Linked DNA regions of Homo sapiens: all the other regions are linked to region 1. Evidence: chromatin contacts called from ENCODE Hi-C or POLR2A ChIA-PET data. All regions are on one chromosome and are shown on one strand. Each heading gives the region's core, a stretch centred on a gene start or an enhancer-like site at or near the end of the contact. The rest is flanking DNA. Distances are from core to core; before and after follow the strand shown.

Region 1 (2,697 bases), core at 106-2,605:
GAGCTAGTTTTCCCCCAAATTTAACCAAATGTTACTCTGGTGGTTAGTATGCCACCATCTTAAACTCCTTTTATCTGATTAGTAAGGATGGACATTTATTTTATGACCAATTGTTCTTTTATGGTGAATTACCTGTTTACATATCTATTTTTCTATAGCTATCTGCAACTCCCCCGACCCCCACGGTAGCGATTACTATCTTCTCTACTAAACTAAGACTCCAGGGCAGAGAGGCCTATGTTTAATTCATTTGAGGAAAGGCTTGGCACAAAGTGTGCACTTACATATTTTCTTTTTTTCTTTTTGAGAGGGAGTTTTGCTCTTGTTGCCCAGGCTGGAGTGCAATGGAGTGATCTTGGCTCATTGCAACCTCTGCCTCCAGACTTCAAGCGATTCTCCCCCTTAGCCTCCCGAATAGCTGGGATTACAGGCGCCCGCCACCACGACCGACTAATTTTTTGTATTTTTAGTAGAGACGGGATTTCACCACGTTGGCCAGGCTGGTCTCGAACTCCTGACCTCACGTGATCCACCCGCCTCGGCCTCCCAGTGTTGGGATTACAGGGGTGAGCCACCGCGCCAGGGCTCGCACTTACAAATTTTCAAAGAATGGACAGTAAATATTTGAAAATCCCCTCCTCCCCCGCAATTTATCTGACACCGTCTTTCGGTTTTGCTTTAAAAATTCACTCTCGCGGCCGGGCGCGGTGGCTCACGCCTGTAATCCCAGCACGTTGGGAGGCCGAGGCGGGCGCATCACAAGGTCAGGAGTTGGAGACCAGCCTGGCCAATTGGTGAAACCCCGTCTCTACTAAAAATACAAAAATTTTAGCTGGGCGTGGTGCCGTGCGCCTGTAGTCCCAGCTACTCGGGAGGCTGAGGCAGAAGAATGCACTCCAGCCTGGGCGACAGAGGGATATTCCGTCTCAAACAAACAAAAAATCACTCGCTGCGTTTTTTATTCTGACATGGTGCAGGAAGGTAAATTCAAGACAACTTAGGTACTCAGTTTTAGAAGTCGACAGGACAGAATTACGGAAACAAATTTAAGCGTTCCCCCTTTTAGCTCCAAATATAATGTGTTCCAGAAAGGTAACCATCTAGGAAACTCCAAGGCTCAGACCACCACCGGATGCCCACACTTCAGGAGCATTTATATAACTTCGTGGTTATGTCAGAGACGAGAAAACCCATTGACAACCAAACCCCTAAACCCGAACATCCGGCGCAAGCCGCACGCAGGCGCAGATTTACTAGCGTCAGAGCCGATGGTCCCGGGAGGTGGGGGTGGGGTGGTGGTGGCCTAGCCACTTCCCATAATGCCGCGTTCCGGAAGTTATTGCTTTCCAGGGGTCACTCTGGCTTCGACTCCGTCGCTCTCAATTCGTCACCAGGAGGAAGACGGAGCTGGCTGCCCAGCCCAAAGGCCCATGAGGGGATGCAGTTATGGGCTCTGTCGCCGTGGGTGAGTTCTGGTCCCACTGCCTGGCAGTCGTCGCTCGCCTGGCTTTCTGCGCTGGGAGAGCTCCTGTTTTCCGCCCCAACTTCGTTCTCTTCTTGAAGGCCGCTCTCCTTAAGCACGTAACCCGGCTACTTTCCGGTACTGCGATCTCATTGGCTGCATGTTCTGTCAGTTCCAGAAGCTGGCCAATGAGATGCCGCTGCTGGCGGCCTTCTCGACCCCGTGGACCCAGAGGTTCCCCCGTGGGATCGGAGCAGTTAGAAGGGGAGGAGAGGGAAGGTGTGGCAGGCGCCGAGCAAATGGGTGGGTGGCGCGTGGCAGGGACTTCCCTATGGGTTGGAGCTGGATTTGCAGCCGTGTTCATACGGCTGGTAGGAAAAGCAGGATCTGTCACTTATCCAATTGACTATATCTAGGAGGGGATTGATATACGCAAAACTTGAAAGCCACGTTAACACCTGCTGACAAAGTTTTCCACACGCTTACATTTTTAATGGAACCGAGTAGGCAGGGGAAGACTGGGAGGGCAGAGAGTGAAGAGACTTGGAATAATATGAGAACCGGCAAGACTATCTTTGATTTAGATTTTGTATGGAGTCCTGCGAAGAGTCATTTCACTAAGACGTTAATGCTCATCCGATGACACTACTTGAAAAGTGTATTAAGTTTATTGATGTTTTATAGCTGATGGAAGTCACAATATGCTCTCCTCATGACTCATTAGTTGCCTTTATAGTTGTCAGAACTTTACTGAGGCTCTTTCCGCAGCACTGGAGTGACCCCTCTGTCCTCTGCCTGCAGTAATTAACAATTCGTCTTTCAAGTTTTCCTATGGAGTCTAAGCTGCTGCAATCCTCAAACCAGATTTACTAGTGCTGTCTTCACTACTGCAGACTTCTGACTTCTCATTTTTCACCCTTTTCTTTTTCACCAGAACTTGTTTGCTTCATTCTTATGTACCTACCTTTGCACCTTGTAATCATCCTTTATGCCTCAGGTACTATTCTATTTTTCTATTTCAATGCAAGAAGTATTTCTTCAGGACCTGCTATGTACTAACATTATGCTAGATATTATAGGCAGTTCCAAAACTGTGCTTGAAACCATTTATTTTTCTAAGAACTTTAGATTCTGCTTACAGAAATAACATAAACCCAGATTAAAGATTTAAGAAATTCACTAGAATATGGGATAAGGGGACAAGATGACTAGAGCATACCATAAATACTGGGGAA
Region 2 (2,697 bases), core at 198-2,697, 4.4 Mb after region 1:
TTTTTTTTTTTTTTTTTTTTTTTTTTTTTTTTTTTTTTTGAGACGGAGTCTCGGTCTGTCACCCAGGCCGGGGTGCAGTGGCGCAATCTCCGCTCACTACAACCTCCGCCTCCCGGGTTCAAGTGATTCTCCTGTCTTAGCCCTCCAAGTAGCTGGGATTACAGGCGCCGGCCACCACGCCTGACTAATTTTTGTATTTTTAGTAGAGACGGGTTTCAGCCATATTGGCCAGGCTGGTCTCCAACTCCTGGCCTCATGTGATCCGCCCACCTCGGCCTCCTAAAGTGCTGAGATTACAGGCGTGAGCCACCGCGCCTGGCATCAGTGCATACTTTTTGAAGTGATTCCAAGTTATCGCCCGCTTTTTTCGTGTAACATATAAATACATCTCTGTATCTAGAAATATCCAATGCATAATTCAATTGTCTGCGAGGTATTTCATCACGTATTTTCACGAGCGTGGCCAATTTCAAAATAGTTCTACAAAGAGGAAATGCAAGAATGTGGGAAGAGCAAAAGAAAAGCTCTATGTTGCAAAACCCATTTTTGCTAACGTGTCCAGTGGGCTCCCGGGACGACCTGTTTTTAAATTCTTGGTCTCCCTGCACCGCGTCCCTCCTTTGCTGCGCTAGCTTTATGACGCATCTTGGAAGAACAGGGCAGATTTAAAACCCTCTCCCAACAGGCGTCAAACGACATGGTGCAGGCTCGGGCTGGGGAGCGGGCCTGCGGCTGCCCAGCTGCTAAAGGACTTCCTACTCGTGCACCGCCGCCGGCTCCAGGGCAAACCCCACGCCATTTAGAAATGCTGGAAGTTTCTGTCTCTCCCTCCCCCTGCTCGGAGGCCATTCCCCCCACCCCCAGAGCCCCACCTCCTCCTTCACTGGGCCCTTTCTAACTCCTTCCCCTTAAAACCCTTTTCAAAATGGGGTTGACTGGAGGCGGAGGTTGCAGTGAGCCGAGATCGCCCCACTGCACTCCAGCCTGGTGACTCCGTCTCAAAAAAAAGGGGAGGGGGGCGGGGGAGAGTTGAAAGCTTAATATGTACTTTGGGGGCTATTAAAGCAAACATTTCGACTAAAGGGGCGAATCCTCGAATTGTGCGATCAAGCACCCGAGAGGAGAGTTGGGGGGGGTCAGGAGGGGTGGGGGCTCCAGGGAAAGCCCGGGGGTCTGGGCCGGGGTCTCGCGGGGCCCTTCCGGAAGGATCGCGGCCCCCGAAGGTGGGCGTCCCGCGGGGCTCCAGTCTCCAGGACGTTCCGGGAGGCTCCGCGCTCTGGGAGGCCGGCTGCGTGGGGTCCCCGCGCTGCAGCCGCAGAGGCCCCCCAGGGCCGCGGTTCCCGGAGCGGGAAAGTCCCGCGCGGGGGCGGTGGCCTCGGGGGCGGGACGGGGCGGGGGCGGGGGCGCGGGCGGCCGAGCCGAATCCCCTCCACCGGGACGCCCCGCTGCTGCTCGGGAAGAGGCGGGCCCTGCGCGCCCTGCGCTCGCCATGGCGGTTTGGGCGGCGACGTGAGCGGCTCCGCGGACCCCGAGCGGGGCCCCGGCCGCGACCTGAGCCGCCGCCGAGCGCCCGGGGCCATGCGACCGACGCTGCTGTGGTCGCTGCTGCTGCTGCTCGGAGTCTTCGCCGCCGCCGCCGCGGCCCCGCCAGGTGAGCCGGGCCTGGGCCTCCGCGGCGGGACGCGGGCGCAGCCGCAGCATGTGGGGGCTGGGGGACTCCCGGATCGTGGGGTGGGGGGAATCTGCCGGGTGCTCAGAGTGGGTGGGAATCTGCGGGGTGCTCCTGGTGGGTGGGATATGCGGAGTGCTCAGATCAGGTGGGAACCTGCGGGTGCCCCAGGTGGGGGTCTTGCGGGGTGCCCAGGGCTAGAGGGGCCCGCTGGGAGCCCGCAGCGGGGCTGGGATGGGCGGCCAGGAGTTCCAGACAGGAGCTGGGCAGCAGCAGGAAGACGGGGGGCACCCCTCCTGGCGTCCTGGCCGCCGGGACACCCCTCTCCGGGAGAGGACACTCGGTGCCCCTCCGTGAAGCCGGTAACCTCGGCTGCGCCACCTCCCCCACCCGCGCGCCCGCGCCGGGAAAGCCAGCGTGGCCCCAGTCTCCGAATTTCTCGGAATGAACAACAGCAAATTGAATCCAGGGCTCCGGCGGGGGCCGCCTTTGCTGGCCACTGGTTCTGCAGCCTGGCGAGACTGCGCTTAGTCCCCGCCTGGAGTGCCTCCCGAAGGCCTGGCTGGAAGCTAGACTCAGTCCCTTTGTAGTAGCAGCGGTGGAGCAGGGACCAGCGTCTTGGACGGGTGACCCAGACTCAATTCCGACTTTGGCCGAGGGCATGTTTGACACTGGGTGTGAAATCTAGACAGTTCCCGCGGTCATAGAGATGGGGCAGCAGCATTCAGGCAGGGCTCAGAACTGTCCGGGTCCCATCAGTGTTGGGGCGGAAGAGGAAGAGTGTCAACTGAGCCAGGCATTTATTTATTTTATTGTTGTTTGAGACAGGGTGTCGCTCTGTCGCCCAGGCTGGAGTGCAGTGGGCAGCATCTCAGCTACTGCAGCCTCCGCCTCCCGTGCTCAAGCGATCCTCCCACGTCAGCCTCCCAAGAAGGTGGTATTATTGGCCACGCCTGGCCAATTTTTGTATTTTTTGTAGAGAGGAGGTCTCACTGTGTTGCCCAGGCTGTTCTTGTACTCCTGAGCTC
Region 3 (2,697 bases), core at 144-2,643, 3.6 Mb before region 1:
ATACACCTCTTCTGTTCTTAGAAATGCAGGGAGTAACTGCTTCATTGGTCTGTTGGACTATTCCATCTTAAAATGTTAATGAATGTTAAAACAGGTGATATCCTCTCTTAGACAAACCATTCTTCAATGCCTTAACCTAAAGGAGTTGGTATATTTGAAATATAATCATCAAAGCAAGGTTGGTAGAGAAAAAAGTTGGTCTGGGAAGAGGAGATTTGAAGGTGAAGAGTTAATTTATTCATTTAAAAAACACATATTGCCAGGCATGGTGGCTCACCCCTGTAATCTCTGCACTTTGGAGGATGAGGCAGGGTGGAATGCTTGAGCTCAGGAGTTCGAGACCAAGTTTGAGCAACATAGCCAGACTCTGTCTCTACAAAAAAAAAAAAAAAGAAAAAGAAAGAAGGAAAGAAAGAAAGAAAGAAAGAAAGAAAGAAAGAAAGAAAGAAAGAAAGAAAGAAAGAAAGAAAGAAAGAAAGAAAGAGAAAGAAAGAAAGAAAAGAAAAGAAAAATCAGCCCGGCATGGTGGCACATGCCTATACAACTCAGAAGGCTGAGTGGGGAGGATCATCTGAACCCAGGGAGGTTGAGGCAGCAGTGAGCTATGATTGTGTCACTGCACTCCAACCTGAGTAACAGTAGTGACACCCTCAAAACATAAATACATAAAATAAAATTTAAAAACACATATTGACCCACAAAACGTAATTATTTGTTAAGAATGGCCATTTGGTGACAAGCAGCCCAAGGAGGCAAATTTACTCTTAATAAGTTTTTTTTAACTTGTTTTTGAGACAAGGCCTTGCTATATGCCACCCAGACCATAGTGCAGTGGTGCAATCACAGCTCACTGCAGCCTCCACCTCCTGGGCCCAAGCAATCCTCTCACCTCTCAGCCTCCCAAGTACCTGAGACTACAGGCGTGCACCATCACACCCAGCTAATTTTTGTATTTTTTGCAGGGATGGGGTTTCGCCATGTTACCCAAGCTTGTCTCGAACTCCTGGGCTCAAGGGATCTGCCCACCTCAGCCTCCCAAAGTGCTGGGATTACAGTGTGAACCACCTTACCTGGCCTAAGCTAACAATTTTTAAAATCACATTAATGTTTATAAAGGTGTTATAATCCCTGGCAAAGTTCCCATGCTACAAGTCCAGCTTAATAAAAAATGAGACGCCATTTAGGCATCTAGCCTTAAACCTCATACCTCATGATACTAATACTTTAAGCCTCTCATAAGGGGAACTCATACAAGTCTTAATACTTCACAGTTACTAGAATGCTGAGACCTCAGATGAAATTTTTTTCTTGTGGCTTTCTACAGAAAACCATGAAGTACAAAAATTTGCTTTTAAGCTACTGTACTCATTTATTCAACAAATATTTGTCAGGCGTTGCTATGTGCCAGGAACTGAGGTGCAGGGAACACAGCCAGAGCAAGCGTGACCCCTGCCCTAAGAAAATTTGCAGTTTGAATAAATGTTCTCAGACCTGCAGTCATTCTGGGACTTTCCACACCTTCCTTCCTTTCTTTTCTTCTTTCTTTCTTTCTTTAGTGTTACCATCAAATTGCTACTACAGTGTGATACTTAAGAGAACAAATTCTAGAATTAAAATGCTAGGGTTCATAACCTAGTTCCACCAAGAAAAACAATTTTTTAAAGAGTCATAAATAATAAATAAATAAATAAATAAATGCCAGAAGAAATCAATACTTGATAATTGAATAATTATAAGTATAATAATTATTACTTCATCAATGCTCTTATGTGAAGCAAAACTCTGACAGTAGACACTCTAAAGTTCCAGAGAAACTCTCAAAGAGCATTTTTTTTGTTTTGATCCCAACTACATTGCTTTTCCTTAAGAAATGGTTTTTACAGTATTCTCAGACCACAATCCTTCAATATTTTAAAAATCATTCCATTAAACTCTGCTTTTCCATCTCCCTTGTGAACTCTTGGCCAGTGAGACACAGTTTCATTTTCACTTTTTCAAAATGATAGTATGAAAAAACAGAAGTGAAAGTATGAATCATAATATAATCAGGAGTTCATACTGAGATACCCATTTATAACTCAGAAAACCACGGGGTATTTCCAAACTGATGTCATTCATAGAAAGAATACCATGTGTTGTGGAAGAATAAGAAAAATTACCTAAACCAACTGGGGGATTTAGAATACATGTGGGATATTCCCAGCTAATTATTTTCATTAAAAAATTTTTTTACAAAGATCAACTGTGTTTCAAATACTTACAGTGATAGTCATCTTGGAAATTACAAACTGGATTCTGGGTTATACTTTTTAATTATGATCAGTGAGACAATGGACATTGAGATTTTGCTTTAGAGCACATAATGCCATTATAACTGTATATAACTCAAAGTTATTTATATAACTCAAGGTTTTATATATATAACTAAAGTTTTATTTTCCTTAAAGAGTTATATAAATACCAAAATAGCCATGAAATCCCATGTAGTTGTTTTACTTATAAGGAAGAATTTTTATAGGAAAAACTGTGAGCCCTGCTCAAATTATTAAAATTGGGCCGGACACAGTGGCTCATGCTATAATCCCAACACTTTGGGTGGTCGAGGCAGGCAAATCACTTCAGGCCAGGAATTCGAGACCAGCCTGGCCAGCATGGTGAAACCCCATCTCTACTAAAAACACAAAAATTACCCAGACT
Region 4 (2,697 bases), core at 113-2,612, 3.4 Mb before region 1:
CTGCGCCCACCACATCTGGCTAATTTATTTCTATTTTTATTTTTTGAGAGACAGGGTGGCTATGGTGCCCAGGCTGGTCTTGAACTTCTGGCCTCAAGCTATCCTCCTGCTTCAGCCTCCCAAGTAGCTGGGATTTGCTTGCTCTTTTTAGCTAGGTCTGTGATGTGGTGGGAGCAGTCACCATGCAGGTCTCAAGAAAGGATTTTGGTATAAAGGGATTGCCATGGCCACAGATGACCAGAAGTAATTACAGCATCCTGTCTCCTGCACCAGTGCTTCCACACAGCTTAAGTAAAAGGGTCAAAACTGTAACCTGATTCTGCTACTTACGCATGGCACAACTGTAGGGAGTTGAAATGTTTTTATTCATCACGAAGACAGTACCGGGGTCAGTTTTCCCAACATGCTTAACTTCTATCTTCTCAGTTCGGGGAGTTAATGATAACTGCCTGGCTTTCTCTTTATTAAAGAGATCATTCCGCATTTCTGTCAATTCTGTCGGTGACAGCTGAGAAGCTGACGATGTTGCTATAAATCCTGTGGAGAAGTTACAATAAATATGAAGACTGAAAAAATGATTAACGTACTGCCAAAAGTGCGCTCAGAGGTAAAATTAAACCAATTTGTAATATTAACAAACACCAGCGGAAGAAACAGAGCTGGCCCAGATACGTGCCTCTACTTTTAAATTTGGCTCTTTCACATCAGATCGCTATTTCCCACCAATTTCCTGTGTCGTGTTTCCAATCAGTGCTTTACAATAAGGGGCAAAAAGTAACCAGGAAACGGAGTCAAAACTGGACTAGAGTCATTGGGAAGGTGAACAAAGTGGTCGGTTTGACAGGGTCTGAAGAAAAACAAGAAAATTTCAGGAAACCAAAGGTCCCACACCGAAACTATCAATATCCAGAATGAGAAATGCTGAGTTTATATCCCAAAGGCCAAATCAGGGAACCTGCCAAGGCAAGTACGAGTATTCCTTGGGAAGACATGGACAGATGTGCACGGAACGTGCGCTGCTTCCCAGAGGCGGGCCCAAGCTCCTCCCGCGGCCTGGCTCCGACCCCTGGCCCCGACCCCTGCCCTTGCCCCTGCCCTCCGCCAGACCCTCGTTCCCATAAATTAGTCCTCCCAAGCTGTGCAAGAGCGACCGCCGCGGAGGGACTAAGAAACCCTCCTCCTTCCTCTGCCCCGCGGGACCTCCCCGGCCCCGCCTCAGACCCAATCTAGACAGACACCACTATCTAGGCCTCGCTCCCTGTCCCTACGGCCTCTGAAACTCACTCCATTTGATCCCGCCACCGGGTGCGACCAGCCAGAGCCGCAGCGCCCGGGAACCCATGGCCAGCGCCTCCATAGCAGCGGTGAGAACCGTCGCGCGCAAGTCCTTCTCCGCCCTCCTCCCCCGGAAACCGAACGCGCACTCGGAGTTCCGCAGGACAGGTCTGTTCCGGACCCAGCACTCAGACTGCTCGCCTCCACCGGGGGGCGTCAGGCCTCGCTGGGGATTCAGTGGCTGAGACCCCGAGACTCGGAGCCGGGGCGCGTTACCTGTGCTCGATACCTGGGCGCGGTCACCTACCCAGAGGTGCAGGGCCCCCAGGGCGGTCGGCCTGCCGCCCACCACGTAGGCTCTGCAGGGAAACAGAGTTCCACAGGCGTCGTTGCCCTCCGCCTTCAGCCCTCCGCGGGTTCGATCCCGGCCACCCAGGTGAAGCGCTTGCTTCCCTAAAAGAATATATGGTTTTCTTGGCGGGGGCGGGGGTGGGGGGGAATGGGGAAGGCGTCTTCTATTTTGTCAGCGATGACATCCTCTAGCGCGTGGCTTAACTTTCAATTGTGCCGGGTAGGTTCTTAGTTCGGCTGGAGTGGGTCTGCACCCCGGTTCTCCCCTTAGCTGTGGTAATAGAGGCCTCGGAACACGTCCCCTTGACTTTGGAGAGGACGTTGTAATTCCTAAGAGCTCTTTACAAATTTTCTAGTTTAGTTTATATAGTATAGGATGTATAGGAGAAGGCATCCCGGGGCAGAATTTTTGTCTCTAGTTCACTGATGTATCCCAAGCGCCCAGAACAGAGCACAGCGCAGTCAGCGCTCAACAGATGTTTCTTGAATGAATGAATGAATGAATGCCCTTGCAGGCAAACTTCAGCTCATTGTCTAATTTTTCTGTCCTACCAGGACGTGAGTGTTATTTGAAGTAAGCACTCTGTAGGTACAGGATGGAAATATTTTCATTTACAGTAGTTTAATTCTGTGGCTTTACTTAAGGGTGTCGAATTCAGCCTTTCCCCCACTCTGTCCTTTGCCTTGCAATTGGAATGCGCCGCCACCAGGTGGAAGTGCCGCCTAAGGTACAAATATGACCCTGCGCCACGATAGATCGACCGTCTCCTTGGCCCAAATGTTACACTCACAACCACTGCGCCAGGAAAGTGTAAGTATCTTCACTTTTTAAAATGGGAAATGTAAGTGACGGAGCTTGGATTTACATCCAGTCTACATTTTACCAGGCTACATTTCATTTAAGATCCTAATTCAAACCACGAAATGTACATATATACATATAGTGTTGGAGGGCGGGTGTATCTTTTGCTTCCTCAAATTTGCATACAGTTCCCATGAAAGCTGTCTGTTTCATCGGCCTTTTAGAGCCTGTACCCATTTAACCTTACCTAGAAACACTCTAGTGCCCTT
Region 5 (2,697 bases), core at 123-2,622, 3.3 Mb after region 1:
TACTGGACACTGGTGTGCTCCTTTATTCCCAGTATTACACCAAGGAAAACGTTCCAGAAACGTCGATAAGCCGGTGGTGAATTACTGCCATCGGAACATTTACGGCATTCAAAGACAGAAAAAACTTCATCTTGAAAAATCACAATCCAAAAACAACAGCCATTCTTACACCAATTCATAAAAAATATGTGAACCACTTTATCCCTAAATACTGCAAAAACATCAAAATGAGGGAACAGTGGAACAACAGAGGTAAGAGGTAACTGCTAGAACCAGGATTAGAAACTAATTCCTGCCTTCTTCTGAACTCTTTTGCTACATCCTCCTTCCTCGCCAGTTTTCATGGGGTTGTTGGTGCTTTTATTGCAAGTTTCCTTCCCTTTCTTCCCTATAGCACTGTGTTCCGTCAACTCTGCGGCTCTATCACTGGAGGCTGTAGAGGCATCCGCTGATACACCAACAGCCTGCTAATTTCTATGGGGAGTAATAGTACTGGCTGCACCTCAAGTGCTTACAGTCTAGTTGACCATTTGTTTCTCTTTTTTTAGGGTCTTTAAAAGTGTTATTCTTTGTCGCCCTTTGTTTCTGAGTAATGCTCACGATGATGCTGATTCAACCACTGCTCTTCTGGGATCGGGGACCCCAGAAAAGAACCCACCGCCCGAGAGCCAAAGTGGAGGGGTGACCCTCCTCCCCTTTTCCTGCCACAGCTCACACTCTCAGACTTTTTGCTCTTAAAGTCCCTGGGCAGCCCCAAGGAGCCCCCGCCTCCTCCCGGGCCGCCCACGCGCGGCACCCCTGGAAGAAGGCGACCCCACGCCCCCCCTGCCCGGCTCGACCCAACTGACAGCGAAGCAGGATGCAGTTGGTGTCCTCCTGGCTGGCCACCCAGCTCAGCGAGTCGCCCAGCGGCCGCCGGCAGCCGGAGCACAGGAACACCAGCGGCCTCTCCTCCGCAGCCGCCGCCTCCTCCTCCAGCTGCGCCCTCTCCATGTCGGCCACCGACGCGTCTTCGCTCATGGAGCTCCACATGCTCGCCCACTTCTGCAACAGCTGGTGGCGGCTCGAGTCTTCGGAGAGTCTCTTGCCCAACAGCGAGGAGTCGCTGCATTTGCCCTTGTCGCCGCACTCACAGCCGCCAGCGCATCCTCTGCTACACCTCAGTGACCGAACGCCTGCCATTACCTACAAATCGCCCGCGCCCCAGAGCGCCATGGGAAAAAAAACCGCCGCTGCTCATGCGCGGGGCGGGGAGCGGTGGCGGAGGCCGAGAAGGGGCAAAAGCCTGAAGGGGGCGGGACGGCGGGCGGCCTCTAGTGCGCATGCGCGCCGTGCGGCCTTGGCCAAGCGTGATAGTCACTGCGCCTGCGTCAGGTTTTCCAGCCTGAAGAAATTGATGATGCAGACCTGTTTGCTTGTCTTCCTAAGGATTATTCACCCCTTTCCGTGGGAGGGGCAGCGTCACTGAGAAAGTTACGGGTTGCAAGCTTGAGTGTCTAAGAACCGCCTGGCGAGCTTCTTAAGCAGATCGCCAGGTTCCATCTTCGCAGACTCTGGTTCAGCAGGTAGCAGGTTAGCCCGAGAATCTGCATTTCTAACAAGCTCCTAGGCGTGCCCACGCTGTCAGTATTGGCAGCCCAACCTTTTTTGGGGGGTGGGGGGGGGAGTTTTTCTATGTTGCCGGTCTCGAACTCCTAGCCTTAAGCGATCTTCCCTACTCGGCCTCCCAAAATGCCAGGATCGCAAGCGTAAGCCACTGTGCCAGACCACCACCCTTTTTCTTCTTTTTTGTAAGTGGACTAATTATAGTTGTATATAAGCAGCTCCACTTTTGATGACCACTGCTCTATTTTGTCGGCTCCTGGGGACCTCCTTTCCATGAAGTGGAGAAGGAAGGGGATAGAGGAGTCCCTCATCACAGGGTCCTTTTGCGCACTGCTATCCCTGGAATGAGACCCTGGGAAGGGCCCCGGATCACTCAGGCTGTCACTGCAAGGAAAAAGTTGAGGAAGCAGCAGTGCCCCTGGAAAGCCTGGAAGTGTCCCTGCTGCTTGGATCAAGGAACAATTCGTCCTTGCAAGGAAGAAGCATCCCTTGTTGATGATAAGGACAGATTTCCTCAGCTGCCCCAGAAAGCCAGCCTCTGCCTAAAACACCGTAGGTCAGGAGGGAAAGCTGGCGGGGAACCAGCCAGCTGCACCACAGACAGTCTGGTGGTATACCTGGGAAGAAAGCTACCTGCAAGGACCTACTCTGTTCCTACTACGCTCTGGGTGTCCCCCAAGTCACTGCCTATTTTGCTTGGTTGCATAAACTATTTATGTAAATGTACTTCCAATTTTAGTGCTTACAGCCACTAGCAAAAAGCAAAAGCTTTGGAGTCAGTGGTCCTGGTTAACTTACCCCTCCCTCCACAAGGTAGTAACAGTGTAGGGAACTGTGGAAAAGGCTGTTTGCCTTCCCTGAGTCTAATTCTTCATGGAGTAAATGGAGTCTGTTTCTTCAGTACTACACCAAGTTGTTCATGAGGATCGAGTTTTCTAATATTCATGAAAATACTTTGTAAACCCTGGCACACCATGCTCATGTTAATCACCTTCTTACTGGAAGAAAATGCTTTAGATAATTTAGGCTTTTTTTTTTTACCCATAGAATTCCCTTCCTTCCTTCTGCTTTTTTTTTTCTTTTCTTTATTTT

Evidence for each region. A loop is a pair of places that touch in the nucleus more often than their neighbours do. ChIA-PET counts read pairs that join two places held with the same protein, here RNA polymerase II (POLR2A). Pooled maps may share reads with other maps.
Region 2: a loop to region 1 is called in a pooled map, with 2.0 times the contacts of the local background. The contact joins the promoter of IFNGR2 here to the promoter of USP16 in region 1. A Hi-C loop is called at or near these places in 1 of 50 pooled maps. POLR2A ChIA-PET finds 5 or more read pairs at or near these places in 2 of 52 experiments (GM10248 and OCI-LY7).
Region 3: a pooled map shows a loop between it and region 1 (5-fold over the local background). The contact joins the enhancer-like site here to the promoter of USP16 in region 1. A Hi-C loop is called at or near these places in 5 of 50 pooled maps.
Region 4: a pooled map shows a loop between it and region 1 (9-fold over the local background). The contact joins the promoter of MRPL39 here to the promoter of USP16 in region 1. A Hi-C loop is called at or near these places in 6 of 50 pooled maps.
Region 5: a loop to region 1 is called in a pooled map, with 9 times the contacts of the local background. The contact joins the promoter of MIS18A-AS1 here to the promoter of USP16 in region 1. A Hi-C loop is called at or near these places in 7 of 50 pooled maps.

The regions. Positions count from the first base shown.
Region 1 is chr21:29,023,313-29,026,009 of GRCh38, forward strand. USP16 (ubiquitin specific peptidase 16) reads left to right here and starts at 1,356. Exons shown (of 18, transcript NM_006447.3): 1 at 1,356-1,465. RefSeq lists an enhancer at 1,232-1,621.
Region 2 is chr21:33,401,966-33,404,662 of GRCh38, forward strand. It overlaps IFNGR2 (interferon gamma receptor 2), which reads left to right and starts at 1,448. Exons shown (of 7, transcript NM_005534.4): 1 at 1,448-1,651. The coding sequence starts at 1,579. RefSeq lists cis regulatory regions at 1-1,180, 565-1,180, 1,163, 1,173, 1,450 and 2 more, promoters at 396-1,552, 396-1,034, 406-1,573, 1,168-1,572 and silencers at 1,127-1,666, 1,677-1,756, 1,777-1,826, 1,967-2,016.
Region 3 is chr21:25,455,523-25,458,219 of GRCh38, forward strand. All of the region lies in intron 8 of LOC105372753 (a long non-coding RNA gene), which reads right to left. Among named protein-coding and RNA genes, the nearest start is that of LINC00158, 25 kb to the left of the region's middle. RefSeq lists enhancers at 1,350-2,549, 1,901-2,190 and a silencer at 2,670-2,697. Within about 2 kb of position 1,394, at least 7 of the 41 ENCODE cell types and tissues checked have a DNase peak (open chromatin) inside an H3K27ac peak, as active enhancers do.
Region 4 is chr21:25,606,119-25,608,815 of GRCh38, forward strand. It overlaps MRPL39 (mitochondrial ribosomal protein L39), which reads right to left and starts at 1,363. Exons shown (of 10, transcript NM_017446.4): 1 at 1,285-1,363; 2 at 331-537. The coding sequence starts at 1,357. RefSeq lists an enhancer at 1,308-1,427 and a silencer at 2,408-2,467.
Region 5 is chr21:32,277,833-32,280,529 of GRCh38, forward strand. MIS18A-AS1 (MIS18A antisense RNA 1) reads left to right here and starts at 1,373. Exons shown (of 1, transcript NR_046576.1): 1 at 1,373-2,697. It overlaps MIS18A (MIS18 kinetochore protein A), which reads right to left and starts at 1,217. Exons shown (of 5, transcript NM_018944.3): 1 at 849-1,217. The coding sequence starts at 1,182. RefSeq lists enhancers at 466-967, 968-1,467, 1,411-1,630.